Regions from separate parts of the Homo sapiens genome. Here all the other regions are linked to region 4. A link is a loop called in an ENCODE intact Hi-C map of the cell type or tissue named here. Cell type or tissue: mammary epithelial cell. All regions are shown on one strand. Each heading gives the region's core, and the rest is flanking DNA. Links, peaks and the distances in the headings are about the cores only. Region 1 overlaps COL24A1 (collagen type XXIV alpha 1 chain). Region 2 overlaps COL24A1 (collagen type XXIV alpha 1 chain). Region 3 has its middle 25 kb from the start of CCN1. Region 4 has its middle 29 kb from the start of DDAH1.

The links. Peaks named below come from ENCODE experiments on the same cell type or tissue, not always from the same donor. Only the 100,000 strongest peaks of a DNase experiment are listed, where the experiment ranks them.
Region 1: it touches region 4 in a loop (4-fold over the local background); 2 of 110 quality-filtered maps call a loop at or near these places.
Region 2: it touches region 4 in a loop (4-fold over the local background); 3 of 110 quality-filtered maps call a loop at or near these places.
Region 3: it touches region 4 in a loop (3-fold over the local background); 5 of 110 quality-filtered maps call a loop at or near these places.

Annotation. Positions count from the first base shown.
Region 1 is chr1:85,879,841-85,887,934 of GRCh38, reverse strand. The region is part of intron 32 of COL24A1 (collagen type XXIV alpha 1 chain); the gene reads left to right. It also overlaps the pseudogene RNA5SP51. Among named protein-coding and RNA genes, the nearest start is that of ZNHIT6, 180 kb to the right of the region's middle. In mammary epithelial cell, for the core only: a CTCF peak has its summit at 3,109 (motif pointing right); no DNase peak of the experiment used is centred there.
Region 2 is chr1:85,845,531-85,853,624 of GRCh38, reverse strand. COL24A1 (collagen type XXIV alpha 1 chain) reads left to right here. Exons shown (of 60, transcript NM_152890.7): 38 at 4,219-4,272; 39 at 5,853-5,960. Among named protein-coding and RNA genes, the nearest start is that of ZNHIT6, 140 kb to the right of the region's middle. In mammary epithelial cell, for the core only: a CTCF peak has its summit at 3,106; a DNase peak (open chromatin) is centred at 3,194.
Region 3 is chr1:85,551,710-85,559,803 of GRCh38, reverse strand. It overlaps a transcript of DDAH1 not described here. Among named protein-coding and RNA genes, the nearest start is that of CCN1, 25 kb to the left of the region's middle. In mammary epithelial cell, for the core only: no CTCF peak of the experiment used is centred there; DNase peaks (open chromatin) are centred at 3,363 and 4,677; H3K27ac peaks cover 275 bases.
Region 4 is chr1:85,490,358-85,497,951 of GRCh38, reverse strand. It overlaps a transcript of DDAH1 not described here. Among named protein-coding and RNA genes, the nearest start is that of DDAH1, 29 kb to the right of the region's middle. RefSeq lists an enhancer at 1,524-2,723. In mammary epithelial cell, for the core only: a CTCF peak has its summit at 2,914 (motif pointing left); DNase peaks (open chromatin) are centred at 2,181 and 2,931; H3K27ac peaks cover 1,392 bases.

The DNA of each region.
Region 1 (8,094 bases), core at 1,464-5,463, 390 kb before region 4:
GAGGAATACACTGAAGTTAAAAAATGTTGGATTCATTGCCTATGGAAAGAGTATAGAAGTGAGAAAAGAAAAAGATCTAAGGCTGAGGCTTAAAGAACTACAACATTTACAAAACGCTGGCAGAAAAGGTTGAAACTGCACAAGAAACTGAGAGAATAAGAGGAAAATCAGACATGTAAGTTAGGAGTTTCAGCCATAAACATAACCCATCTTAAAATCTTCATGATAATATTAGATCCCCTTAGAAGTACGTAGGCATAAAGTAGGATAGGTAAACTACAGCCCTCAGTCCAGTTATACTTCTGTAAATCAAATTTTATTGAAACACAGCCACAACGATTCCCTTATGTATGGATGGCTGCTTTCATACTATAACAGCAAAGTTTAAAAGTTTTGACAGAGACCACATGACCCACAAGCCTAAAATACTTACTGTCTTGCCCTTGAAAAAAAAAAAAAGTTTGCTGACCCCTGATGTAGATTTTAATCACACACGTACAGAAAGAAAATGTCTAATCAATGCAAACCTTGTAACAAATAATGTCCCTTGGTTTATGTAGTGTTCAACCTGCACAACTGTACCCAATCGCCTTCAATAAGAGGAGAATGGTGATATTTGTCCATTCTCTCTTTTATTATTTTGTTCATTTATTCTTCCGTTTCAGAAGACAAGTTGAAAAAAAATCTCCTGACCTAAATAAATATAGTTAATATCTGTTAATTATTGAAAACTGACTTTAAAGAGGGAACAAGGGGAATGCTGTACTCTAAAATTAACTCTTCATAAGCTTGCTTTATAATATCCCCTTGTAAATTTTAAAATATTATTTTCTAGCTACTCTTTCTTAGATACCAGAAGTCATTTCCACTTACCTCAAAAAATAGTTAACAGGATTCTCAAGTTAACTAAAAGTGTATAATAAAACTTCACTCAGTTCCTCATTAGATCACTTGTAAAGATAAAGTGGCAACAGTCTCGGAAACAAAAGATAAGAGTACTCTATATCAGCATCTCAGTCAGACAAAGAGAGCAGCCAAAATAAAGTGGCAGATGAATTTCACTTACAAATGTAATTGTAAAAATCTAAACAAAAAATTAAGTAAAATTTAACCATGTATATAAAGAATTATCCACCTTAATGAAGTAAAAGGAAGAATTACAATCAAGGAAAAGTTTGTTATTAAGAAATCTATTAATATATCACAGATATAATGAGAAATACAAAAGCAAGTAGTCTAAAATTTAGCAACCATTTTTTTTTTCTTTTTTAAGACAGAGTCTCGCTCTGTCGCCCAGGCTAGAGTACAGTGGTGCAATCTTGGCTCACTGCAACCTCCGCCTCCCAGGTTCAAGCGATTCTCCTACCTCAGCCTCCCGAGTAGCTGGGACTACAGGTGCATGCCACCACGCCCCAATAATTTTTTGTATTTTTAGTAGAGACAGGATTTCACCGTGTTAGCCAGGATGGTCTTGATCTCCTGACCTTGTGATCCACCCGCCTCTGCCTCCCAAAGTGCTGGGATTACAGGTGTGAGCCACCACATCCAGCCAACCATTTTTGATTCTTTAAAAATCATCGCATGGGGGCCAAGCACGGTGGCTCACGCCTGTAATCCCAGCACTTTGGGAGGCCGAGGCAGATGGATCACTTGAGGTCAGGAGTTCAAGACCAGTCTGACCAATATAGTGAAACCCCACCTCTACTAAAAATACAAAAGATTAGCCAGATGTGGTGGTGCACACCTGTAGTCCCAGCTACTCGAGAGGCTGAGGCAGAATTGCTTTAACCCAGGAGGCAAGCCAAGATCGCACAACTGCACTCCAACCTGGGTGATAGAGTGAGATTCCATCTCAAAAAAAAAAAAAGTTATTGTGTGTGGAACACAATTTGGCTTCTAGCTGAATCCAGTCTCCCCCCTAAAAAAGATTTAAAAATCATAATGTGAAAGTTGTCAGAATCAAAATGGAGTCACTGATGTTAAGAAAATAAAAGAAAAACCTGACAAATAGAGCTGAAGGCCATAAAGACAGAGTTCTCATTCTTAGATGCCTGATAACAAAAACTATCACAAAAAATTGCAAAAATCACAACCTTGCCCAAAGGACATTTGCACCCATATACAAAAAATACTTCTGAAAAGACATCTGCCCAGCAACAGCCTGTCCAGCCTTGGACTGGTGTCACCATTGTTGTTGATATTTTTAGCCAAGGATAATCATTTCAAAACAATTATATAATCCTCATTTTTCCTTTAAAAACCATTACCTTCCTTTATCTCCCTGAATATGTGCATAGCTTACTATGGCATGCATATTCCCATTGCAATGCTCTATTCCAAAATAAATTCGTTATTTATTTTAGAGAGCCTCTTTCTCTTTGTCATTTAGGTTGACAATAGTAAAGTGTTTTCTGAGTTGGGCACGGTGGCTCACACCTGTAAACCCAGCACTTTGGGAGGCCAAAGCAGGTGGATCACCTGAGGTCAGGAGTTTGAGATCAGCCTGGCCAACATTTAGTTTCTACTTAAAAAAAAAATATATATATATATATATATACACACAAAAATTAGCCAGCCATGGTGGTGGGTGCCTGTAATCCCAGCTGCTCAGGAACCTGAGGTAGGAGAATTACTTGAACCTGGGAGGCGGAGGTTGCAGTGAGCCGAGATCGCGCCACTGCACTCCAGCCTGGGTGACGGAACAAGACTCTGCCTCTAAATAAGTAAATAAATAAATGTGTTTTCTGGTATGAAATGTAAGGAATTTGGAAGTCATCACTCCCATCCTCAAAACAAGAAAAAAAGATGGACATACTGAAAATCAACAACTCTTCTTAGATCTGTCAGAGAATTAAGGTTACAAGACAAACTACTGCCCCCAAAATGGAGAGACAGACAGGCAACTACATAGCCCACACCGGGACAGTAGGGACACTTTAAACTATAATTAGCAAATTACTGGAGACTCAGTGTAGACCAGCTTGAGTGTTAAAAAACTCAGAGAGGGCCCAGTCTTTGGGAGGCCCCTACATGTTCCTGAGTTTTACTTCCTCCCAGAGCCCTAACAGGTTCTTACTTTAAAGATAGAGAAAAATTCCCTCTGACTTCCAGCAGAGGGAGAGGGATAGTAAGCATTTTGAAAAACACCTAGAATTCTCTGATCTCCTTAACAGTTCTTGCCCTCCAGGGAAATTATTTATCAGAGAATAAACTGGTGTTTTACCAAAGACTAACTGACCTTTGGGAAAGGAAAACCTAATTTCACCTCCCTCTAGCCTTCAGCTGGAGGAAGAGAAATATTCCACTCCAGCCCCCTCTGGCCTTTGATGTGGAAGAAGGGTAATATCCAATTCAGACTCACTAAAAGACTGAGACCTAATTGTAGAACTATAGAATGCCCTTCCTACACTCATACCTTACAATCAAATCAGTGGGGTTCCTGTGCAATAACAGATTATAGCTAAAGGAACTGTGCCACAAACCCTATTTAAAGAGTCCCTCAGAAAGGCTAAATAAAACAGGGGAGTAAAAAACAATGACATTAGAGGACATTTTAGCCTGAGACACCATAGCTACAACAACCAGTAAACACAGCCTAACCCCCAGCCAGATAATATCAAATATCACATTAAAGGCCTATTCACCTTGGTTTCATTTACATTTACATCATGTCTGGCTTTCAAAAAAAATTATAAGGCAAGGTAAAAGGCAAAAACAGTCTACAGAGACAAGCAGAAACAGACTCAGGGATAGCAGACATTTTGGAATTATGAAACTGGGAATTTCAAAGTGAAAGAGAAATAAAGTCTTTCTCAAACAAAAATTTAAAGAATTTGTCACTAGCAGACCAGCAAGAAATGTTAAAAGAAGTTCTTCAGAGAGAAGAAAAGTGGCATAGGTAAGAAACTCATCTAGGAAAGGAGTGTTGGCGAAGGAATAAATAAAGGTAAAATAAAATATTTTTATAATTCTTAATTGATCTAACAGACAATTTGTACAAAATAATAATAGCAACAGTGTATTCGGTATTGTATCTCATGGATAAGTCAAATGTTATAAGGAACAAGAGGGAGGAATTGTTATAAAGTATTGGCACTACTCATGAAGTGGTATAGTGTTATTTGAAAATGGACTTGATCAATGGCCATAGCACCCTGAATGTTCTCAATCTCATCTGATCTTGGATGCTAAACAGGGTCAGGACTGGTTAGTACAGGGATTGGAGATGGCCTAGGAATACCACGTGCTGTAGGGTTTTTAAAAAAAGAAAGAAAATGGACTTGGGTTAATTGTAAATATGTATTGCAAACTCTAGAGTGGCCACTTTAAAAAGTTTTAAAAGTAGTATAGTTTGTATGCTAAACCAGGAAAGAAAATGAAATCATATAAAACGCTTAATTAAAATGAGAGGCCAGACTGGGCACAGTGGCTCATGCCTATAATCCTAGCACTTTAGGAGGCCGAGGCAGGTAGATTGCTTGTGGTCAGGAGTTTGAGACCAGCCTGGACAACATGGTAAAACCCCATCTCTACCAAAAAACGCAAAAATTAGTTGGACATGGTGGGACTCTCCTGTAGTCCCAGCTACTCAGGGGGCTGAAGTGGGAGAATCTCTTGAACCCAGGAGGCAGAGTTTGCAGTGCACCGAGATCATGCCACTACACTCCAGCCTGGATGACAGAGTGAGACTCTATCTCAAAAAAGAAATAGACATAAAAATTAAAATAAAATAAAATGAGAAGCCAAAAACATTAAAAAGAAGAAGAAGAAGACGAAAGAAGAAGAAGCAATAAAGAATAAAGACAACAAATGAAAACTAACGCAGTCCACAGTTGATATATACTAACTCAATGATATCATAGTCACTTAAATGTCAATGGTTTAAGTATACCACTTAAGAAATAAGAGATTGCCAAAGTGAATAGGAAAGCAAAACCCAATTGTATGTTGTCTTCAAGAAATCCATGTGAAATATGAAGGAAAGTATACCATGCTAACGCTATTCAAAGGAAAGCTGGAAATATTTATATTTCAGAGAAAGCAGACTTCAGAACAAGGAAAATTGTCAGGGTAAAGAGAGACATGGTGCAATGATAGCAGGGTCATTTCTCCAAGCTAGGATAACAGTACTTAATGCACCTGACGACGGAGCATCAAAATACATGAAGCAAATGCTGAGATAATTTTCAAGGAAAAATAGATGACTCTATTATTATAGTTGGAGACAATAACACCCCTCTATCAGTAATTGAGAGACCCAGCAGGCAGAAAATTAGTCAAGAGAGAGTTAGTACCGTAAGTCAACTAGATCTAATTTACATTTATAAAATATGTTATCCAACAACAGTAGAATGCACATGCTTCACAAACTGACATGGAACACTCACCAAGATAGACCAAATTCTGGGCCATAAAACACCTTAACAAATTTTTTTATTCGTGTGTTTTTTGTTTTTTGTTTTTTGTTTTTTGAGACGGAGTCTTGCTCTGTCGCCCAGGCTGGAGTGCAGTGGCCGATCTCGGCTCACTGCAAGCTCCGCCTCCCGGGTTCGCGCCATTCTCCTTCCTCAGCCTCTCCAAGTAGCTGGGACTACAGGCGCCCGCCACCATGCCCGGCTAATTTTTTGTATTTTTAGTAGAGACGGGTTTCACCGTGGTCTCGATCTCCTGACCTCGTGAACCGCCCGCCTCAGCCTCCCAAAGTGCTGGGATTACAAGCGTGAGCCACTGCGCCCGGCCAACAACAAATTTAAAAGACTAGACATCATACAATGTTTGCTCTCACACCACAGTAACAGAAAATGGCTGGAAAATCCCAAAACATTTGGAGATTAAATAATACACTTTTAATAACTTATTGGTCAAAGAAGGAGTTTCAGGAATAATTTAAAAATATTTTGAACTAAATGAAAATATAGTTTGTCAAAATTCGTGGGATGCAGTGCCTAGAGGGAAATTTATAGCACTGAATAAGAGGAAAGAAGAAATACTTAAGATTAGTAATCTAAGCTTCCATCCTAGGAAACTATAAAAGAAAAGCAAATTAAATACAAAGTAAGCAGAAGAAAATAAGTAATAAAAATCAGCAGAAATCAGTGAAATTGAAAACAGGAAAACAATAGAGAACATCAATGCAACCAAAATTAATCAACCTCAGGCCAGGCTAACCAAGGGGAAAAAAAGGAGAAAATACAAATTACTAATATCAGAAGTGAAAGAGAGGCCATCACTACTGATCTCATTAACATTAAAATGACAATAAATGGATATTATGAGCAATTCTATTTTCACAAATTTTTTTTTCTGTTTTGAGACAGAGTCTCGTTCTGTCACCCAGGCTGGAATGCAGTGGCGTGATCTCAGCTCACTGCAACCTCCACCTCCTGGGTTCAAGTGATTCTCCTGCCTCAGCCTCCTGGGTAGCTGGGATTACAGGTGCGTACCACCACACCTGGCTAATTTTTTTTTTTTTGTATTTTTAGTAGAAATGGGGTTTCACCAGGTTGGTCAGGCTGGTCTCAAACTCCTGACCTCGTGATCGGCCCGCCTCGGCCTCCCAATATTTCCACAAATTTGATAACTTAAATGAAATAGACCAATTCCTTAAAAGACGTATTTTACCAAAACTCATATAAACAGAAAGGGATAACCTGAATAGGTTTGATTTGATTTGATTTGATTTGATTTGATATCCATCAATATCTTCCTCAACCTGTATTGATAAAGAAATAGAATCAATCACTAATAACCTTCTAAAACAGAAAGTACTGGTTCCAGGTTATCTCATTGGTGAATTCAACTAAACATTTAAAGAACATATGATACCAATTATGTACAAGCTGTTCCAGAAAATAGAAACAATAGAATATTTCCTAATTATGTGAGGCCACACACATGAGGCCATTATGTGAGCATTACCTTAAAAACAAAACCAGACAAACACATCACAAGAAAACTATAGACCAATATCATTCATGAACATAGATGTAAAATCCTCAACAAAATATTAGCAAATTGAATCAAACAATGTATAAACAGAATTATGCATCATAACCCAGTGGAATTTTTTCCAGGTATACAAGGCTGGTTTAACAGTAGAATGTCAATTAATGTAATCCATCACCTCAATAAGCTAAATGAAAATGTAATATGAAAAGATGCAGAAAAATAATTTGACAAAATCCAACAACAATTCAAGATAAAAAAAAAACTCTCAAACTTGGAATAAAGGGGCACTTCCTCAGCTTTTTGAAAAACATATTTTTTAAAAAACCTTATAGCCAACATTATACTTACTGGTGAGAAAACTAGATACTTTTCTTTTAAGAACAAGGGAATAAGGAAAACATGTTCCTCCTTTGTTAAATTTTGACTCCTATTCAGCATAGTTCTGGAAGTCCTAGCTAGTGCAATAAGAAAAGAAAAGAAAAAGTATACAAATTTGGAAAGAAGAAATAAAACTGTCTTTCTTTGTATATGGCATGGCTGTCTGTGTAAAAAATCTTCAAGAACTGATTTTTTAAACTCCCGAAACTAATAAGCAGTTATAATGAGATTGTAGCATAACAGGGTATAAGTTAATATACAAAAGTCAATTGCTTTTCTATATTAACAGCAATGAGCAATTGGAATTTAAAATGAAAAACACAATACTATTTACATTAGCACCAAAAAAGAGAGAAAGAAATAGTTGTAACTCTAACAAAATATATACAAGATCTATATGAGGTAAACTTTTATCAAAGAAATTAAAGATCTACATAAATGGAAGGATATTTCATGGTTATGGGTAGAAAGACTCAATATTGTTGAGATATTAGTTCTTCACAAATGGATCTATCAAGTCAATTCAATTCTAATCAAAATCCAAGCAAGTTACATTGTAGATATTAACAGATTCTGAAGTTCCTATGGAAAGGCAAAAGACCCAGAATAGCCAATACAATATTGAAGAACAAACTTGGAGAACTGACACTGACTTCAAGATTTACTGTAAAACTACAGTAATCAAGACAGTGTGATATTGGCAAAAGAATAGACAAGTACGATTGACCCTTGAACAACACGGGTTTGAACTGCAAAGGTCCTCTTATT
Region 2 (8,094 bases), core at 1,465-5,464, 360 kb before region 4:
GTGAAGTTGCAGAGAAAAGTGAACACTTATACACTGCTAGTGGGAATGTAAATTAGCTCAGCCACTGTGGAAAATAGTCTGGAGATTTCTCAAAGAACTTTAAAAGAACTACCATTCAACCCAGCAGTCCCATTACTGGGTATATACCCAAAGGAATATAAACTGTTCTACCATAAAGATGCATGCGCATTTATCTTCAGCGCAGCACCATTCACAATAGCAAAGACATGGAATCAGCCTAGATCTCCATCAACAGTGGACTGGATAAAAAAAAAAGTGGTATGTATACACCATGGAATCCTATGCAGCCATAGAAAAAGAACAAGATCATGTCCTTAACCAGCAACATGGATGCAGCTGGAGGCCATTATCCTAAGCAAATTAATGTGGGAACAGAAAACCAAATACCACATGTTCTCTTTAAGTTGGAGCTAAACCTTGAGTACACATGGACACAAAGAAAGGAACAATTAACATCAGGACCTACTTGAGAGTGAAGGGTGGGAGGAGGGTGAGGACTGAAAAACTGCCTATCAGATATTATGCCAATTACCTAGGTGACAAAATTATCTGTACACCAAATCCATGTGACACATAATTTATCCACATAACAAACCTGCACATGTACCCCTTGAACCTAAAATAAAAGTTAGATAGAAAAAATAAAACATAATACTGTGGTTACTGTGGCATGCGCCTGTACTTCCAGTAACTCGAGAGGCTGAGGTGAGTGGATTGCTTGATCCTAGGAGTTCAAGTCCCGCCTGGGCAACATAGCAAGACAATGTCTCTAAATAAATAAATAAAAGTAATATACAAAAATAGGTTCCATTCTTTTTCACCAGCAATGAGCAGTTAGATATTTTTAAATGCAATTTCCAACACAATTAGCCACAAAATTAAGTACCTAGCAATACATCTAAACAAAATATTTGTAAAAATGGTGTGGAAAATTTTTGCAATTAAAGAAATTATAATCATTTATTAAAGAACTAAATAAATGGACAGTTATTTTATATTCATGATAGGAAAACTCAATATTATAAAATTATCAATCTTCTCCTATATTAATGAATACACTTAATACAATTTCAACCAAAATCCCAATGGGATTTTTAATAAAACTTGATTGATAAAAAGTGATTTAAAAATTTGTGTGGAAAACCAAAGGGCCAATATTAAGACAACTTTAAAGAATAAGTTGTGCAGAGGTGGGATGGTTGTGGAGGAGGTGGAAGAGAGAATCTGACCTATCTGATATAACTTATTATTGAAGCTAGAGTAATTAAGTTAGTTAGTGCCATACTCATTCACAAATAAACAAACAGACCAATGGAAATTGAAGATAATGTAGAATCAGATATAAGTATATTTTGAAACTTGATTTTTGATAAATTGATTATGCACTACAGATCTATAAGGAAATGAACAATTTAATAAATGATACCAGTACAATTGGTTATCCAAATGAAAAAAAAAATACTCTCCCTCACACAAATGCGCACGTGCGCGCACACACACAAACACACACCCCGCAAAATTACATTCCAATTGATTAAAGGCTTAACTGTTAAAATCAAAATCTTAAAACTCTTGGGAGAACATTTAAGATAATATTTTATGACCTTATAAGGAAAGGGGAAGCAGTAAAGATTTCTTAAAACAAAGCACTAAAAGAAACAGAAAGAAAATATTAATGACTTTGACTGCATTAAAATTGCAAACTTGTGTTAGTCCAAAGTCGTAATAAACAAGGTGAGAAAATAAGATACAAGCTGGGAGAAGAGATTTGTGATATATGGAATGAACAAAATATAAGTATGTATAAAAACATATACATGTAACTAAATAAGACAGCCCAGTAGAATAACGGGCACAAGATAGGAACCAGAAATTCACATAGAGATATAGATGTCCGATAACTTTATGAGTAGCTATACGTTTTTCCATAATAACCAATAACATAAATTGAAATGATAACATCATTCTGCACCCATTTTAAGTCTCATACGATCAAGCATTATAGGAAATATGAAGTAAGTGGAACTCTTAAACATTGCCATTGAGGATGTAAATTGGCAAAATCACTTTGGAGAACAATTTGACAATATCTGATATGCTTGAAGATGCATGTATCCTACAACCCAGCAATTCAATTCCAGGGTACATACCCTATAAAAACTCTTGACATGAGCACATAGAGACAAGTACAGAGTGTTTATTCCAGCATTGTCTGTAATAGCAAAAGAAAGCCACCAAAACATTAACCAACGGGAAAAATACTTAAGTTGTGGTTTGATAATAACATGGAATCCTGTAGCATTTTTTTAAGTAAATGAATTAAAGACACAGTAATTTCAAAACAAAAATGTGTTAAAAAGAAGTTTCAGGAGAACACATAAAGTATGATACTGCTTTTTAAAAATTTTTAAAGATACAAAATACATATTACTTGGGGATACAAATGGAGTAAAATTATTAAGAAATGTGTAGGAACAATAAAATTCAAGACAATGATTGCACCTGAGTAGGGAAAAAGGGTGATGAGTTTGGATAAGTATATGTTTAATGTGGGGCTTCAATTATATGTATATATATATGTAGATATATATATATATATATACACACACACACACACATAGACATACACATATATTGGTTCTATTTCTTAAAGTAGATGTAGGTAAACGGGCTTTCATTGTACCTTTTAACATCTTTACATGTACTTAAATATTGTGTAATACACTTTTAATAAACAGCAGAAGTTAATAACGACTAGCATATTTTGAGCTCTTCATCATAAGTCTAGTCCTTTCTAAAGTTTACATGCATTCTCTTATTTGCTCTTAGTCTTTGAAGATGTTCTTTTATACCTCTTTTATTTAACAGGAATCTGAGGCCTTTAGAAATTAAATAATCTACCTACGGCTGTATAGGTAGGTGTTAGGTGCCAGAGCCAGAATATGAAATGGGAGCAGTCTGACTTTTAAAAGCTCACACCTTTAATCTCTATGAAGATTAATCAGCCTCTTTTTGAAAGGCCTCATTAACTTCAAAGAAGTCCTCAGGTTAGTGCAACTACCATTTCTACCTCTGGATGCAGCTATAACTACAGCAATAGAGCACAACAGCTTTGGCCTCTAAATTCAGTGATTTTCTGAGGCTAGAAGAGCATTTTCTCAGGAGCATAGGGTATGAGTCATTTCCTTAGGTATCTGTTTATTCGTTCAACAAATATTTATCTAGAGCCTACATAGCACAGTGGTAAACCACAAGTTATTTCTTGTCTACATCATTTTTGCAATTTGCCAAGCTTTTGGGACACAAATTTGAGATTTCTATTTTCATTTCCAGCGAATGCAGGGAATGTTGTGATTAATTATTAGCCATTTTAGAACTTGCAACCTGGCTTACTGTGGAACTCACTTAAGCCTAACCATTGTTTACCTGAAAATTCATATAGTGCCCCACTTTTACTTAAAAAAAAGTGTATATTGAAAACTTTTAATATACTTTTAGCTACACAAAGGACAAATTGAAATGAAAATATTATTTTTAAGTTTTATATGATTACCTCCTTTTTCTCTCTGTATTTCCTTCTTTTTTTCCCACAGATCAACGAATATCTCTTTAACTCTTTCTACTCCAGTGAGATTTTGAGATTTTCTTTGACCACGTACTAGACACATTGAAATTTTCCTTGACCATGTACTAGATGTATTTTATACTCTGTACTTTCTTTCATATGTGTGTGGAGACTTCATTGGATAGGCAGAAGTCCTGTACTTTCCACAAGATGCTGAGCTCCCAGTAGCTGATAGAAATGCTGAGATGGATGCCTTTGGGTTTATACTTTTTTATTTTAGTTAAACGTGTTTTACAGCCTGTGACGTAGAAGGCATGGGTTAACTTTAATTACATTCTCTCTAATTAAAATGGGTATACTGAATCTAAGTAATGTTCCACCTAGAATAATGAACAGTGTAATTAAGACTCTCTTGGCCAGTTTGTGCATGTGAACTTTATAGCTAATAACAGCTACACCTCTAAGTCATTGTGACCTCTTTTTAAATGATACAAACCTAATAATGTGAAAATTAACCCTCATTTTTACTTCTCGTCCAATCCAATCCAGTGATTATCTGATAGAAGTATTCAAATACTCCATCTCATCTTTTCTTTAACCATTTATTTCCTTTTTTATATTGAATATTTTAGGGACCTGAAGGAATTGTGGGAATTCCAGGGCAAAGAGGTCGTCCAGGAAAAAAGGTAATTTTTTACATCTTCTTATGCAGGTTTTCTTTCTTCTGATGTGCCCAGAACTCCATAGACTGCTGTAATGTTTTTAATTTGGACTAGATAGTAAAGTAGTAAAGAATTATAAATGTTGCTTTAAAAGATACATTTATATAAATTAATATTTAATTTCAGTTAGGAGTACTTATTATCGTGATTATTTGAAGGCAAATTTTCCATTTTGTAGTTTGTAAAAAATCTTGGCTTTTCCTTCTTTCTCTTGTTTGCCAAAAATTCTTTTAGTAGACCATGGGCAAGAAGAAAGATAAAAGGAAAATACTATACCATTTGTGCTTTTCAATGACAACTTTAGTAAAGTATTTGAGGGAAGAGAATGTAACTATAATTATTTGTTGTCAATGTGTTTTTCTAAGTTGGTTTTATTTTTTCCATATATGAAGAACTACAAATCAAGAATATTTTTATTTGCTTACTTTATATTTTACTAAAAATATTTTACTAAAATCAACATTCATAGTGAGACAGTGCAAGTCTTTGTATAATAACAACCTGCACCCCTGGAAAAATAAAATAAAGCCTCTTAGCTGTTATGAATCCCAAAAATTTCCTGTCCAACTGTGTTCACAGTAGTTTTTCTTTGTATCTTCTTGTTTATCAATAATAGAACAGGTTGGTTCTCACTTAGGAAAATGAAGAATAACACAATGTTGTTTAAGAACAGCTATATTTTGGTGCTAAAGAAAGGTCAGTTTGTTGGCTGGGCGCAGTGGCTCACACCTGTAATCCCAGCACTTTGGGAGGCCGAGGTGGGCGGATCGCTTGAAGTCAGGAGATCGAAACCAGCCTGGCCAACATGGTGAAACCCTGTCTCTGCTAAAACTACAAAAATTAACTGGACGTGTTGATGGGTGCCTGTAATCCCAGCTACTTGGGAGGCTGAGGCAGGAGAATCGCTTGAATCCAGGAGGCAGAGGTTGCAGTGAACTGAGATCTTGCCACTGCATTCCAGCCTAGGTGATATAGTGAGACTTGGTCTCAAAAAAAACAACAACAAAAAAGAAAGGTCAGTGTGTCTAATAGAAAACAGAAGATAATTAGTTTTCTGAAAGATGTAAAGTGATGTAAAAATGTTGCAGATTTTTCAAGGCATACTCCAAGCCAATGAGTGATGATCCTGAATGTACAGAACTGCACACTGGAGCTCTTTTTGTATTGAACAGACCTTGTTGCATTGAAATTCTCTATAGAAACAGACTTTCCAAAGAGCTTATGATTTCTTATAGTAACAACACATACATGCATACTTACATACATATATAGCAAAATTCAAAAGTAAAAAACGGTTATTTGGATTCAACATGAGCACCAGATGCCCCCTGCTTGTTTGGTCAAAATTTTTATTTTATCTTTTTCCAAAATTACTTTTATTTTTAAAATAACTTATATAGTGATGGTATGTTATTGTTGTTAATAGTGATCTGTAATACTGTTAACCAGATAATCCTCAGGAGCTATTCAGGAATATGATATAGTTAATTAATCTAAGTATAAATTTTTTTCTTGCTTTTCTCTCTTAATAATGTCATCCACAGGGTGATAAAGGACAAATAGGACCCACAGGAGAAGTTGGAAGCAGAGGTCCTCCTGGAAAAATTGGGAAAAGTGGTCCTAAGGGTGCCAGAGGAACTAGAGGTGCTGTGGTCAGTATTTGACTTGCTTCCAGAATTGAGTCACTGTGGATGGGAAAGAAACGTATCCATGCCCTTAAAGTTTCATCCCTTGATTAGCTTTACAGACAAAGCAATAGTTCCATTGAAAATAATCTACCTCCATGGGATGTGGAGAATTGTAAGCATTCCACAGTACTTAAACGGCTTAGTGGTTTCTGGACATGAAAAAGGAAAGAGAAAAAAATGAAAATGGAAATAAAATATGAAATGAGGTTTTAAAAAGTAAGATTATAACTCCTAACCAAACTAGGAAATTTTATATGGCCAGCACTTAAAATTGGGATTTAGTATCTGTATAAAACTATGCTGTCATGGTTGACAAATTGCTTTGAAAATTAGGTTTACTTGAAATGGATTTTCTTTCTCTGGTTGGAAACAAACCTGCTTTATTTGGATATTATTTTTCTAACCAATTGTGATAAATCTAACATCTAATTTTATCTTTCATCTTTCTCAGGAACTTTGCATGATGTTAGGAACAAGTGTAGCATGATACTTATGAACTCTTATATTAGGAAAATTATATTGCGAATGTATTTAGACCTGTTCTGAAAGTCAGCATGAAAGAGATGCAAAATATTTAAAAGATTATCTAATTGAGTCTTCTGTTTCATAGGCTTTTTTACAAAATGCATGCGTATTTCCATTTAGTGTAGTCTCCATTTAAATGTCACAAGTGCTAGACTTTTCACTAAGGCTTTTTAGAGATCATTGCATAATCCATTTGTTGTCTGAGGAAAGTTTGCCTCAGGCTTATTTTCGGTATTCTATTCCTTACTGGGATCTAGGCCTTTCTTACTTTCTTTCATTTAAATTACTAGCATTTCTCTGTCTTTGACCTGTATACAAAAACATTTTATAATGTTATTAATTTTTTAATTTGACACGTTCCCAACCTACCTTCCCAAGAGGTTTCATCAAATTTGCACTCCCACCATCAACATTTCATATTACTTCTTTTGATGTTTGCCAATCTGATAAGTGAGAATGTGTATTGCATTTTTTCTATTTACACTTTCCCAATTGCACTTTTTTCTTATGGAAGTTGCCTGTTCATATATACTGCACATTAGATTGTTGCCTTTTTCTTATTGATTTGCAATCACTCCTTATATGCTTAAAATATTAATATATTTTTGTTAAATATGTTACAAAATATATTACAAATGCTTTTCTTTCTGCAATTTATCTTTTAATTTTGTATATCTTTTGCTGTATAGATCATTTTAATTTTTATATAGTCAAACTTGTCAGTCTTTTCCCTTTCAGTTTCTGTGTTTATTTTATTAGAAATGCCTCCCCTACCTAAAGTATATAAGAATATTCTTCCATATTCTTCTAATACTTTTATAACTTTATTTTTACCTTAACTCTTTAAGATGTATGGAGGTTTTTGGTTTTTTTGTGGGTATTTTTTTATATAAGGTGTAGAAGACTAAGTTTATTTTTTCCAAACTTATAGACAGTTGTTCCAATTCTATTTATTGAGTGGTCAGTCTGTTTTCTGCTTTTCTGAAATGCTTCCCTTACCATAAACTGAATTCTCAAATATTCATTAGTCTGTTTTTCTTCTACTTTATTCTCTGAATCTAGTAGTCTATTTCTGGGTCAATACCACACTATTTTACTTACTATACTATTGTGATACCTTCTGTTAGGGCAAATACTTCATAATTCATTTTACAAAAAAGTTTGACTCTTGCTATGATTTCCTCTTTCATGTGAACTTTCAATTTCCTTCAATGCTGAATCTTTCTATAAACACCATATGTCTTTTTATTTACTCAAATCTGCTTACATATTCATCAATAAAATATTTCCCTTATCTCTGTTCTTTAATCTTTCTTGTTAAGTTTATTCTTAGTATTTTTGTTTTTTTGTTTTGCTTTGCTTTTGAGTTTTATTCTCAGTGTTAATATAATCCTTTTTCTGTTACATCAACTTAGTGGTGCTGTTGGTGCTATTATATTTTGATCTTATATCCACTTTAACGAATGTAGATGATTCTCATAGGGATTCTTCAGGTAAATAATATTGCCTCCCCTTATTTGCTTCTCTGAATTACTACATTGATTAGAACTTCTACTATAGCAGTGAATAGAAG
Region 3 (8,094 bases), core at 1,753-5,752, 61 kb before region 4:
TCTTTTTCTGTGTGCTTCATTTTGGGTATATTCTAATTTGCTATGCCCTCATGTTCACTGGTCTTTTCTTCTGCAGAGTCATATCTGCTTCTACACTCATCCAGTGAAATCTTTATTTTAGATGTTATACTCTTCATCCCTAGAAGTTCTATTTGATTCTTTAAAAAAAGATTTTCACTTCTCATCACATTATGTTTTACTTTAAATACTAGTACATAGCTATAATAGTTGTTTTAATGGTATTACCTTCTAATTTCATTATCTCCATCATTTCTAAGTTTGCTTCTATTGATCGATTTTTTTCCTCTTTTGGATCACATTTTCTTGCTTCTTGGTATGTCCAGTAATTTTTAACTGAAAGCTGAGTATTATGGCTATTATGTTGTTGAGTTGGGGATTTGTTGTCATTCTTTAAATAGTATTGAGCTTTGTCTTGGGGAGTAAATTACATGTAGATCAGTTTGACCCATTCGAGGCCTATTTTAATATATTTCTAGGGCAGGTCTAGAATAACTTTCACTCAAGAGATAGTTCAGTCCTACTACTAAGATGTGACTCTGCTGGTGTCTCTACTGAATGACCTAGGATGACACTGAGGGCTCTCTACTAGTCAAAGTGAAAAGTCAGGTGTGCAATTTCAAAAGCAATGGTCAGAGATGACTTCACTGTGAAAATGGTGGCTTGCACATTAATACCTTTCTTATACCTTTCATTACTGAGTCAGGGGTATGAATTCTTTTAATAATGATATATAATGTCAAACTGCTTTCCAGTTTATACTTCCACTACCAGTTTAGAAAAGTGCCTGCTTCATAATAACCTTGTTAGTATTGAATTTAATAAATTATAGTATATCCTTTGGGAGGAATTATGCAGCCATTAAGAAGCATGATTTTTGAAGACTATTTAATGACTTGAGAAAAGGCTCTCAAACCAATGTTAATTAAACAAAAGCAGAGCAAAAAATTCTATGTACATCAAGATCCCATTTTGACATAAAGATAATATGTATTCTTTGGTAATAGCATTTATCTCCAGATGATGAGATTATGAATGATTTTCATATTCTTATTTTATTTTATTTTAGTATAACTTATATACTACTTTTAGCATTATTACTTTTAAAACTTTTATTTTAAAAACATGAGGCACCTGATAAATGAGTATATAGAAAAGAAAGAGGCTTTACTCAGAACATGAAAATACCTGAGGGCAATAAAATCAAAAAACATAGAGACCCATCACAAACTAGAACTGGAGTCACTTTTTTGTTTCTGTATTCATTTTGTGATAATGGAGTTGTCTGGGCCATCAAAAAGAATGTCCTGATAGGCATCCCACCTAATGGAACTTGCAAAAGTTGTATAACTGGTCAATTTATATCCATGGAACAGAAACAGCTATATGTCTTAAATTGACTTTGGTTTTTGTTTGTTTGTTTTGTGACAGAGTCCTGCTCCTTCGCCCAGGCTGGAGTGCAGTCGTGCGATCTTGGCTCACTGCAACCTCTGCCTCCTGGGTTCACCCAGTTCTCCTGTCTCAGCCTCCCAAGTAGCTGGGACTACAGGTGCCCGCCATCAGGCCCAGCTAATTTTTGTATTTTAAGTAGAGACGAGGTTTCATCATGTTGGCCAGTCTTGAACTCTTGAACTCAAGTGACCCACCTGCCTTGGCCTCCTAAAGTGCTGGGATTACAGGCATGAGCCACTGCACCCAACCAGATTGATGTTTTTTTTTTTTACTGGTTTGGACCAAGTGCATTTTCTTTGTCTCCTGTTTTACATCTTAACACTGAATGTATTCATTTGCTAGGGCCGCCATAACAGAGTCTCACAGATTGGGTGGCTTAAACAACATAAACTAGTTTTCTCATGATTCTGGAGGCTAGAAGTCTGAGATCAAGGTATCAGCAGAGTTGGTTTCTTCTGAGGCCTCTCTTCTTGGCTTGCAGGTGACCACCTTCTGTTTGTGTCTTCAGATACTCTTTCCACTATTCATGTCTGTGTCCAAATTTCCTCTTCCTGTAAGAATGCCAGTCATATTGGAATAGGGCCCCCTGAATGATCTCACTTAACCTAATTACCTCTTTAAAGACCCTATCTCCAAATACAATCACATTCTGAGATACTGGGGGTTAGGACTCTAATATATGAATTTGGGGTCGGGGAGACACAATTTAGCCCATAACACTAAGTTCGGTTCTTCTCTTTAAATTTTTCATGCATGTTACAGTGAAAAAAAGCTAATTTCTTTACTTTCCAAGCATAGGTTTTGAATCCAAAAGTGTCTGTTGTTGAATTTTGGCTCTCTCACTTAAGAGCTGTCCAACTTTGAACAAGATATCTGGCCTTTCTACACTTCAGTATTCTCATCTCTCAAATGAGGATGGCACAAGCACATATCTTATAACATTGTTGTAAGCATTCAATTATTTAATTGATGCAGAACTCACAGAATAGTGCATGTCACATAGCCATACACTAAGTGCTCAATAAAGATTAGCTGTTACTGTTATATCAAATTATCTCATCTGTGTAGCTATTTAACACTGTACTTAACACAGGAGATATAGTGGTAAATGCAAAAGACAGTTCCTGTCTTCACTGAAGAGAGATTTTCCCCTGAATCTAGATGTTGGTCTTATTTCTGGTGAGGAAGCTTTTATTCTTTTCTTTTCTATTTCTTTTGAGACAGAGTCTCGCTCTGTCACCCAGGCTGGAGTACAATGGTATGATCTCGGCTCACTGCAGCCTCTGCCTCCTGGGTTCAAGTGATTCTCCTGTCTCAGCCTCCTGATTAGCTGGTATTACAGGTGCCCACCACTACGCCTGGCTAATTTTTGTGTTTTCAGTAGAGACAGGATTTCACCATGTTGGCCAGGCTGTTCTAGAACTCCTGACCTCAGGTAATCAGCCCGCCTCGGCCTCCCAAAGTGCTTGGATTACAGGCGTGAGCCACTATGCCCAGCCACTTTTATTCTACTTTAAAAAATTCTGTATAGAAATACTTTTCTAAGGGATACTGAACAGTCAAAGCATGTTTGATCTCTCTGACTTTCCCTCATTGAAAGCATTGATTCTTGTTATACGTGGTTGGTAGATTTAGGGAGATGTAAACTCTGAAAGAAACTTGAAAGTAATAAATCCTATATCTCCTTTATGATTATGTCTCCTTTTTTTCTACCCCTTAAACAACACACACACACACACCTTTAGCTGTGCTGGACACATTATCTAATTCCACGTGCGCAAATTCTGCATCTAGATAATGTTGTCTTGTGACAGTGTGGTATCTACCTCATTAAGCAGTCCTTCTAGAATGCTTTGATGACTAAAAATACAGATGACGTGTCCTTCGTACAGCCGCTTTCTCACCCGCATGTAGGAACATGTGCTTTGGGTACATTTTCAAGCAAGGACTTGTGGTGATCTACCTCATACATTAATCCTAGCTGTAGTAATACTTTGGGAAAGGAATATGATCCCAAAATAACCACCAGGAGAAGAGAAGCATGTCATGAAAGGTCATGGCAATGGGGCAGAGGATGTTGGACAGGAGTGTTCTAAAAATAGAGAGTAAGAGATCAAAGAACCAGCAGTAATGAGGAACATTTTTTGGCTTTGGTTCCCAGGGGAAGGAGGAGAAGGAGGAGAAGGAGGAAGGGGAAAGGAGAAGGAGGGTGAGGAGGAGGAGGAGAAGGAGGAGGAGAAGGAGGAGGAGGAGGCGGCGGCGGTGGTGGTGGCGGTGGCCGCACTCCCCAGCCTGTTCGTGCCTTCTGTTCTACCCGCCACTCATATCTGTGTTGCAGAAATGTAGGGTAGGGAGGATGGTTAGCACATTTTCCTGTCCTGGGTGCTGACTGCCTTTAAATTATTTTGATAGAAAGTGTATTTATATAATGCTTAAAAACATGTCAAAATAAGAAGCATGGAGAATTTTACCTTACTGCCATATTGCTACTATTGCAAGGAAGACCTAAACATTTTGGATCAAGAATCCTCAATTTCAGCTTTTTTCTGGACCAGACCTTTAGGTTTTACCAGTTCAAATTGACTTTTTGTCATCTTCCTAAACTATACCTGATGATTAATTGTGAGTGTTTGCAGAGCCAAGCACTGAGTTTTTGTGCATTCATGAGAAGTTGGGTCGATCAGCCACTCTGAATATTCTGTAGGCATGGGTGTGGGCATATCTGGCTGCGAGTGAAGAAATTTATATCTTAGATATGCTGTTCAATCCCTCCCCTGCAAATATAGCTTTGACAATAATGAGGCGAGTAGATGAGGACATGTTAAAATCACAGGCCTCTTGAAGGAATTTTTGGCAGATGATTGTGTGTATGTGTTTGTGTTCATGTATGCACACAATATAGTAATTCCATACAGTAGGGAATTAAAAAATCTGGGATGAATCCCGTAACCTTCCTAAGGACAATTTACTCAATAGTGAACTAAACTTATTGACACTTGGCTGACAGACGATAAATGTATGGAAGTGCTTGCCAACTATACAATGCTGTACAAATGTTCCTTAAATCCTGTGGTTGTCAGAGAACCAGTCTATATGTTCAAGTCGAATCCACTATCTCCTATTCAAGGAGGTTTCTTTCTTTTTGTTCATTCCAAAACTATTTACTGTGCCACTCCAGTGTGCAAGGCACTATGCCAGGCACCAAGAAGCATTTAAAGATGAATCATACCCAGATCCTGCCCTCAAAGAACTTAGGATATAAGGAGGCAGATAAACTACTGAAAAATGCTCTGCTTGGTTTCTCTAATTTAGCTTCAAATGATGTCATAACTGAGCATAATATGACATTTAAAAAGGGACTTAGCACTCCCTCTTAAATATTTAAATAACAATGTACATGTTAATTAGTATGCATTTGCCTGTTAATAGACTTATTAACATGTATGCTAGTAGTCAAGAGTACTGAGAAATGCCTGTGCAGGCAAAGGTGTCTTGATTCAGGACAGGCAATGTGAGGTACTGTAGTGATTAGCAATGACTGACAGTGCACTAATCACAGCCCTTGTTGAGCAATCAGTCTTCATTAGGCTCCCCAAACCAAAACTGACCCAAAAACAATTGATTCTTTCTGGCTTTAAAGCCAATTTCTCCATTTGTTTTGATTTGAGGCTTTTTAACGCTGAATCTGTGTGTGAAAGGCCCTTCTGTTTAATATTTTAGTTGCAGTGCAGTTAATAAATCCTTGACTTTATTCTAAAAGTAGAGACAAAGTTAAGACTTCTCCAGGAGACTAAGGAATCTTAATATTTACATGAGGGAAATATACACAGTTATAATCCTGAAAATTATGCAATTTCCAGTCATTTAAAAATCACCACAAAATCTTATTCTTATAAAAATCTAGCTTAAAGCACATTCTCAGTCAGAATTCTGGCTTTAAAAATATTCATTGAATAAGAATACTAGAGGTCTTTGGAAAGTATAGGACATGATACTGATCTCTTCTCCCAGTAAAAGAAAGCTGCTTTAGAGATTAAAAAAAAAAAAAAAAAAAAAACTCTTACAATTTCCTTTTTAGGAAAACTACGAGGGCCTGTACATTGGTCTTGAGCTGGCCTCTCTTTCAGGCATGAATAGATCTAAATCACTGTGAGAGATCTTAAAGATGGTCCTTAGGAAAAAGAAGCTATTGTGAACTCAGAAAAGAGGAATGTTCCATTTAGTGCTCAAAAGAATGGTTGAAAACTAGTGGAGGACATGTTGGTGCTAACATTTAACAAATGAGTTCCATGGAATGCTGCTAAGTGAGATGTAACATTGTGTGAGCAGCAAGTATAATCTTCAAGCCAAGATGTCCAGGGCAGGCACAGAGGCCTGGGCTTCCTTATGAACCAAGACAGACAACTCCCAGCCAGAATCCCCAGAAAGTCCCTCCATGGAGAGTCTGGCAGACTAGCTCCAACTCTGCAGCCTTTGAGCTCTCTCACTACAATGTTTCAGAAGGAAGGAGAGTCCAGATCACATATCCAGTTATGTAGCACCTGTGACCCCTTAGTGGCCCATTGCCTCACAGTAAACACTACCACCAATATTGCTGACAGTCCCCAGATGCAGTGGATTCATACAACAAATATCAGACCTCTAGACTGTACTGTCTATCAGAAATGAAGAATCTGTTCATGCCTCTGACCTCCAATTTGTGCTTCTGCCAAGTGCAGTGAGCATCTGCAGGCCTGTGTCTGTCTGCCTGCTGTCTATGGTTAGGTCAGCAATAGTGCCCTTTGCTGGTAACAAACCTCTGGGCCTCCAGTTTCTTCTGGCCTCATCTTCATAGTTAGGACCCAGGTCACTCCCTGTTTCTCACCAAGCAACTACATGATTTCTAGAGATCCCAAAAGTTTTAATCTTGAACAGTGATTTTGACTCTTTCAGAAGACTGGTTAGCTTTAGGAATAAAAAGCAGAGTAAAAAATTCACTCTCTGGCTTTTCCAGTATTTACTGCTGTGTAATAAACTACCCCCAAACTTAGTAACTTAAAACATGGATTTTGTGGGCCAGCAGTTTGGCAAGCCTCCTCTGAGTGATTCTACTGTTCCTCCTGGAGATGACTAAGGTCACTTATTGGTACCCAGCTGCTAGCTTGGCTGGCTGAGCGGTTCTAAGGTGACTTTACTCACACATCTGGTACCTTGGTAGGGGTGGCTGGAAGTGTGAGCTCACCTGGGACTATCTATTGGAATACATAATGTGGTCTCTCCAGCACCTTAGTCTCAGGGTGGTTGGATATCTTACATGGCAGCTGCCTCCCCTCAGAGCAAGAATTTCAAGAGAACAAGGAGGAAGCCCTCTTTTTTTTCTCATCTAGCCTCAAAAGTCCTGCTACATTCTGTTGGTTTCAAGCAGTCATAAGGCCATCCCAGATGCAAGAGGAGAGAAGTTAGGCTCCATTTCTTGATGCGAGGCTACCTATAGAAGAGCTTAGGAAATTTTGTTGAGGTCATCTTTGGAAAATATAATCTACTTTGGCCTTCAACCTTGTTTTACTTACTTACTGTTCAACTGACTCTGAATACCTGATTCTTGTCCAAGAGTCAGTTATTTTGTCTACTCAAAAGCAAGCTTCTTCCTCCCTTCTGGTCTCCCTTCTTTCCTTTCCACCTAATTAAGAGGCCTGCTTCTAAGAAGCTTCCCACAGATCATCTAAAAGACAAGGCAGAGTTCATGGGTCTTAGCTGGAACCAGCAAGATGATATGGGTCAGAGGAAGATATAATGATGATGAGAAGAATTAAGGGAGCTTCCTTGAGGAAGTGGCCATTATGCTAGACTTCGTTGGACAAGTAGAATATGATACATTGAGAATAGGGGAGAAAGGCATGTCATTCCTACATGAGCAAAGGCACAGCAATGTAGAAATGAAAGGTATATTGTACGAGGAAAAGCTAAGAGTACTAAAGAATTGGGGATTCAGATTCTATAGCCGTTGAGAAACCAGGTTTTTAAGTTGTGTTTTAAGATGAAACTCTGATAGCAGTGTGGAAGATGCACTGGAGAAGTGAGATTGTAGAGAAAAAAAGATGACCAGAGTATGTAGAGGGCTAGTGTATCCAGGTGAATGGAAAGGAGAGGGCTTTCTTTCTCTTCTGGTCTATAAAAGAAACAGTAGCCATGACTTTTTCCAGAGATAATAGCTGAAACCAGTACTATTCATCACTAGATTTGGGCCTTCTTTCAGCAAAGATTTGTCCAGTTGTATTTGGATTGGATATTGGGTAGGACAAGTTATCCCCTTGGGATTTCATCCCACCTCTCGCACCCCTTTCCCAGTGAATCTATGCCTCAGCCTCCTTGGAAACCTTCAATTTCCCAAGTCCACTTCAAACTCTTGCCCTAGCTAAGAGGGCCCAGACCCTCAGCTGTTTCTTCCCCAATCCTCTAAACTCTCTTTTTTGCCAACCCATAGCCATTCCCTGAGCATGCCATGCTCTATCTCACTGCCACATGTTTGCATATGATCATCTCTCTACCTTCTTAGCCATCAGTTAACACCCAACTGAAATGTCACCTCTGTGAAGCACGATGCATAGGCTACTGCCTTCTGATCTCCCAAGATGTTCTCTCTTC
Region 4 (7,594 bases), core at 1,397-5,396:
TGTCAGTAATTCTAGTTCCATCACCAGAAAGCAAAATGCAAGTAGTAAGGGATGACTCTACTTGAAATCTCAGGGGGAAGAAAGAACTTTGCTTCTCTCAAGGTCATCTGGTGTTTAAAGAAAATGTGTCATTGATGATTTAATAATATATAACATGAGAAATTGCATTAGTATAATTGTGTTACATTTTATAATCTTATTTTTTATGTAGAGAACAGATTGCCTTAAATCTGCAAGTATTGTATTTGAGTTAAAATTGCATTCAACATACCATAAATATGTACTTCCTAATCATTTAAATGTTTGCAATCATGTGTATCTCAGTTAAAATATATGTTCACATTATACTTTAAATTTCTATTTCCTTTGGACATTATTGTATTTTGCAAGATCAGAAAGATTATCTAAAAATTTTCTGTAATGATAATGGAAACCATGTTAACATCTGAATCATGTTCAATGTGAAAAAGATAGTTGGGGCCAATTTAACAGTTAGTACTCTTTCTTGGCAGAGAATGACAGAACACTGCTGTAAAAAGGACTGCTGTCTTTTCTTTTTAAATCTGCAAAGTGTTGCTAAGTACCGTAGTCCCTCGCCTTTGGAAATACCATGGCTTTTTGGGTCACCAGCTGTGTGTTATATACCAATAGAGAGTACAACTCACAGCCATTTTTTGCATTCTTAGTGCTATTTGTGGCTGTTTCTTTACCTCATGAGCTGTATGACACCTTTTATTTAAATAAATCCTTATGTTTGTGATCACTGTGCATCAGGTTATTGGGCCTGTGGCTGGCCTTCCAGTTGTTCATCAGTCTGAGCTCACAAGAAGCAGACACAATTGTCAGTCATTGTGCTGTTCTGTTAGGTTAAGTCATCCTGGTGGTATCCAAAACATTTCTGGTATAAGAATTATTTTTTTCTGTTTTGAATTAATGAAGCAGAAACACAAACTGTGAACATTGTCTGTAAATAGCCTTTGTTCCTTTATGCAGAATGTCCTCAATGTTAAGGCCTGCAAGAAGATAGTACGTGTTATATTAGTTTTATAGTATTAGTGTTCGTGCTGAATGATGGCAGGAAAACCAGCTAGGTTTTATTTCTTACTGGTTATTATTGGTTGATGAATTCCTGTGAAGGTTTATGATATTAGGTTAAATTATATGAAATTGCTATTTGTGTAGACAATTTCATATGACTCAACCAAACAGGAAACAAAGCAGCTTCAGTTCTAGGATACAAGATATAATTCAATTAATTTGCTGTACATCATTGTGAGTCTGCTACAAATATCTTAAATTAATACATATAACTTAAAAATTGGAACTGGAAAGGAAAGATTTGTTTTCCTCTTATTCTTACTTTGTTTTTACTCTGTGTCATTGCTCTCTTGCTTTCAAGGAAAATACCGACTCTATGTACAGAACATCTCCTGACATTTGCCATTCTGTAGGTCTTGAGGGGTAAACAAGTAAGAACACAAATATTACTTACTCAGTTGTGAGTTAAAGTCATCTTTCTATTATTCTAACAATAACAAACTTGCAGCTCTTCCTTAGTGAATTTTCATGAATTCTCTTCTCTCTAGAGAAGACTATTTCATCACAGAAATATATTAGAGGTATTAAAATGCCTTTCCCCTCTCTCTGCTTCCATATTTCTCCATTTGCAGTTTCATCTGTATGGAAAAGGAGCTCTGGTAACTTTGGCCAAGACTTTTCAGTAGGAAATGCTTCAAAATACAAAGCAAGAGCTATTTTCAAGAAAGACCTTCTAAATTTATATTAGGTAAGTTAAATTTTAGATGTCCTCCTTTACAGCTAAAAGTAAACACATTTGATTTAATTATATTCATCAAAATGTACTTGCATTCAAGTGTTCTTATATGTCAATACTCCTGGATAGATTTAAATTACATTGACAGAAAACATCCATTTCCTCACATTTTCAAACACCAAGCAAGTAGCAGAACCCGGTCTTTAGCGTGGTTGTATTTTAAAAAAATGTAATCCAGCCAAGGCTGATCTTGTTTTTCCTTTATTCTTTAAGCCAGAAGCAATTACTTTTCATTTCAGGATTAAGCGTCTGTAACGTTGCCACTCGTCGCTGAGGCTCCTGGTTTCAGCATGTCTCCTTGGTTCCCAGCCAGCTCTGGGTGTTCAGGTAGCAGCTGTGGCTGGGAGTGTCTCTCCAGTCCACATTCCTTGGCCATGAATTTTGCAGCCCTGTTTATCTGATGAAGACCTCCCAGTAGTGAATTGCTCATGACATTGTCACACAGACCTTAATGAATGATATGGAAAGATACTGAATATTTTTCCTCCCGGAATGCCAACCAAGCTTCAGTGTCCCAGCGCCTTCATTCCAGCTGATCATGGCAAAGGCTTGGTACTGAGATCCAGTGAGACCTTTGTCCTACAAAAACCACATTCTCACTGGATGCCTACAAGTCCTCTCTATGGGACTGTTACCCAAGCCTGTTTACAGAATTTTCAACAATTACATCTGCCCATTTGCTGAGTCTCACTTCTCTGCACTAATTGTTGACTTCAATTTATATTTTTAATGTACAAATGCTATCACCAACTTCAGTGCATGAAGACCTCTCTTTCTTCTCTTCAAACCCATGACTTTGCTTGGAATAACAGGGATGGCTTTATGGCATGGCTTTCTCATTATTTCATGTGTCTTCATTTTGCTTTCCCAAGCCAGATTGTAAATTCCTTGAAAGAGGAGACCCTGAAAACTAGAAATACCTATACAGACAGATAGACAGTAAAAAAAAAAAAAAAATTGGACAGAAAGACATCTGTTGCTCTAAGTAATCCAGAAAATTTGCCTTAACACGTTCAGAAGACATATTTGGCTATAATATACAACTCCTCTCCTTTCCCCCGCCTGCCCTCTGCTGGAACTGCTAATGAGCAGTAAGATGGCAAAAGCAGGACATTGTATGGGAAATGTGGGAAAACAGGGGCTAGTCTGACTAGAAGGTGAGTTGAGTAACTGTGATTTGTGAGTCCACAATGGGAATCTTTGAAGTCCTTCATGATGTGCCTTTGTATGACTAGCAATCTCCTCACAAGACTCTATGGTTCACTGTGCACAAAGATATGATTCTGCCTGCCTGCCTGAGATAGACCAAGTGACCTTGTGTGTTCTCTTCCTCCTCTGTGCTTGTTTCATCTGCAGAACCATCTGATGGATGGCAGACAGCTGAACCAGGTACTGCCCCTTCCCAAACACAAATGCCCTCCCCATTCACCATTCCCTAGAGCGTTCACTTCCTTCATCTATGAAAGGCAATTACTAGGGTCTAGCAAGACTGCCAATTTGGTAATGCAAAGCAGGAGATAAGTGTGAAACTCTAGACTGGTTTTCTGTTTCAAAGGGCAGCAGGATGTGACAGCTGCTGAGGCAGCCCTTTGCCCTTGGAGAGGAGAAGCAGGAGTGTGATCACTAGATGACCTCTCCCTCCTGCTGTCTCCTGGGTGGTAGGGACAGTCTCTCTCCCAACACTACTCTTGGTCAGGTGGCTACATATTATGAAAAAGAGGAGGAAAAACATGTTTTTGCTTTTAAAATTATTATTAAGAGAGAGTACTCTTTGGGGAAGCAGAATCCATTAGCTGAATTCATTTCAGTAGCTATGTTTAATTAAGTTAGGCAGCCTTAATGCAATTTTATTATGTAGCCTTTAAGAGCTGTTCTGGTAAATGCCCATCCTATAAATACTAGCACTACTTTATATGTGTGATATCCTTTTTGGAAGGGCAAATCTGAATTATTATCCAGATATTAATCTGCACACAACCCTATCCAGACAATGCAAAGATGCTTCCTCATATTCTGGACATTGTTCAATACATTCAGAAGGGGGAAAAAACTGCTCAGATATGACCTTCTACATTTTAAGTCAGTGGATAAGCCAGCCTGGTTGCATCCCAAAACATACTTTTGAACATCAGTTTCACCTTACTACTGACCAAGTAATTGATTTCTGCATTTCATTATGTAAATTAAACACTAGACTTTGAATTACTAGAAATACACAGTTAGCCAATAAACCTTTCTTATAAAATGACAGTATTTTAATTTATTAGATGCGTTGGCATGTATTCATGCCTAAGATTTCATCAATCAATTTTCCATTTTAAAAAGCTGTCTCTGGAAGCAACAGTGGAGAGATGCTGAGTTCCAAAAGCAATGTTGTGAAAGGCAGCAGGTCTAGCGTTCCAGGCACATGCTTAACTAAATTCTAGTCAATAACCATGTGGCTCCAAGTATAAGCCCACATTTTTTAAAGTATCTACCTTCTGAACTGACTCTTTTGGAATGTCAGAATTTTAAAAAGAAAATATTTAAATTTCTCTATTTAAGAGGTGTGCAATGTTTGTTCAATATTGGAGCAACCTCTGATATTATTTTAAAATATTTATTTTGCCACTTTGACAGCCTTCTACACTGCCCTTGGGTTTTAATTTTGTTTACAGTACTAAACTTCAATAGTTGGCTTCAGATTAAATGAATATTAGTATGTTGTGGTGATTTTATTAATTATTTGCTTTTGAAAAATTTTTTAAGCTGAAAGTCACTCCAAAATAGAAGCTTTAAGAATCACTACCACCAACTTAACTTTAAGTCATTTATTCATTTCATTCAGTTAACAAAAATATATTTAACACATAGGATTTGACTGACTTATCCCTAAGCAAGGTAGGCATAGCACCTGGGGCCCACAATACTTTTAGAGGCCTATAAAAACAGTCTTTTAAAATCAGAAGAAAACAAATTTTTTTATTTTAAAATCAGAAGAAAAAGATAAAATTTTAGGTCAAAGAAAGTATATATAATATTAATATATTCATTTTCATACCAGGATGATCATAAAATATAATTTTAAATATTTTTTAATGAAGGAAGGGGCCCATGAAGGCAAAAGTTTCCAGGACCCATAAAATGATAATGCAACCCTTCGTGACATATGCCAAGTTTTATCTATGCTAGATTCTAGGGGTAAGAAGATATGTAGGGCACAGTTTCTGTACCCAAAGCACTCATAGTCTAATGAAGAAAATGGACATAGACAGTTCATAATGTGGTTGGTTCCCTTGACATTGTTTGAGAGTAATTACAAGCTGAAAAACATAAGGGTTTTACTACAAAATGTCATTTAACACATAGACTTGGCCTTACATTTCTTTCCGTTAAACTTATACAAAAATTAGGTTTATATATATCTTAATGCTACATAGACAGTGTAAGTATATATGTTTGTTCATTTTAAACATTACTGATATTGCCATTCAGATCTGTAAATCAGAATGTTCATTATTTTATAAATGCTGTCCATCAACAGGATCACAAAGGAAATTCCACGTGCTGATATCAATGGTCCAATGAGGAAAATGAGAAGTGAGATCTAGTTCTCCCTAGCTTAGCAATGCTTATCTATATCCTTTCGAGTTTTACTGAGATTTCAGAAATGGAACAGAATCTTGGCTGCACTTTCCCTCTTCATAAAATTTCACATTTATATGAGATTCTGCATTTATTTTTTTCTATTACTGTTTCTAATGCTGCAATTTGGGTAGTCACAATGTTCCACTTAACCTAAGTCTTCCTTGTTAATATTTGAGTCCATTTTTGCATTTTTTTATTGTTAATTAGAGAATGATTTCTGAACATTTTCTATTTTTAGAGCAATTTTACCTGCATTATCTTATTACACACACAAAAGCTTTTTGAATAAGTAGGACATCATAGGACATTCAAAAGAACACAGACTCAGACAAGCCTGAGTATGAATCTGAATTCTGCCAGTCAAGCTGTATTATTTTGGTCACTTCATTTAACCTCATTTGCATCTCAGCTTCCTCATCCATAAAATGAGGATCATTATGCATGTCTCATAAAGTTGCCATAAGAATTAGGATAATGTATGTTAAGTGTTAGACCAGCACCTGAAATTTAGTAGATACTAAATAAGTAGCTGCTATTATTATTTGCCATATTTTATAAATTAGGAAACTGAAACACAGACATATTCCTCATGCCAGTATAGGGGGTTAGGTCACCTAGTTATTACAGGCAAACTGCAGACTTTGTTTTGAACAAGCCTTATTGAGAATGATGGTATAGAGTACAAAGTACACAAGCAAAAGATACAGAAAAAACACTGACATCAAACCAACCAGATAACCAATATATGTTTATTGGGCACCTTGTAAGTATAAGACATTCTATGTACAAGTTGGGCTACTTTGCAAATGACGGAATTCCAACTTGATCACACAAAAAAAGAGAATTTGCTGGCTGATGTCACCCAAACACAGAATGTGGACAGCTGGTCCTATGGATGTCTGGACTCAGTGGCAAGCACACTTTTAGGGCTTATACTCTCTATTTCTGATGTATGTTTCCAGTTCTCTTTGCAGATGAGCTTTCTCCATGCCATGGGGAACATGAATCCTAGCAACTATGATCTCTCATCTCATCCTAACAGCAGTTCTACCAGCAAAGAAAGAGGATTCCTTTGTCTTTGTCTGCAGTTTGAAAACAATCCTAACAATCACTTGCATTGAATCAGTTTAGGTCATATACTCTTCCCTGAGCCAATCACCAAGCCAGGAAGATGGAGTAATATAATTGGCCCAATTAAGAGCACACGACATGTTAGGAGCTCGAGACCAGCCTGGCTAACTTAGTGAAACCTCATCTCTACAGAAATACAAAAAAAGCTAGCTGGGCATGATGGCACACACTTGAAGTCCCAGCTACTTGGGAGGCTGAGGTGGGAGGCTCATTTGAGCCTGGGAGGCAGAAGTTGCAGTGAGTGGAGATCACACCACTGCACTCCAGCCTAGGCAACAGAGCAAGACTGTCTCAAAAAAAAAAAAAAAAAAAAGAATACATGTTACTGTTGTCATTAGAAGAGAGGGAAGTGTATTGGGCAAGCAAAAATCATAACCTTCACCTTCAATGAGTTATAATAGAGAAATTAATATTTTAATGGTAGAGTTGGCTCAAGGAGCCAAGAGGCCAGAATCTCAGAATGTCTGGCTGAGATGCCATGAGCCCTGAGCAGACATGTCACATGGACTGCCCAGCCAGGAAGGGAGGCCTATCATAATTTTGTCCCCCACTTGTGTTATCTCATAGACTACAGACTTAAATTTATTTCTTAATATGCATACTATTTAAAGAAGGAAGTTATAAACATTTGGGCATTATCTTAGAGAAAGCAGAACTTTCTAAAGAGAGTGTCTAGAGGCTGGACCACAGACTAACATCCCTGTTGGTTGAAAAATTGCAGGCTGTCTTGTCCTGTTGGAAAGCATTATTTTAACAGATTGCTTAATGCTTTTCCTTCCTGTAGCATGGGCTTGGGGGAGTGGTACTCAAAGCAGACTTATAAATTGGATTGTATAGTGAATGAACTTTGCTTAATGGCTTTGCTGGGTTTATTTAAGACATTGAACTGTTTGCCCTTGTCTCCAGTGGTTCAATGACCACTCATCATTACATTAGTGGGAGAACTATCATACTGTGTTAGAGATACGGAGAGCTTGTGACTGGGTGAAGAGTCAGTGTTTT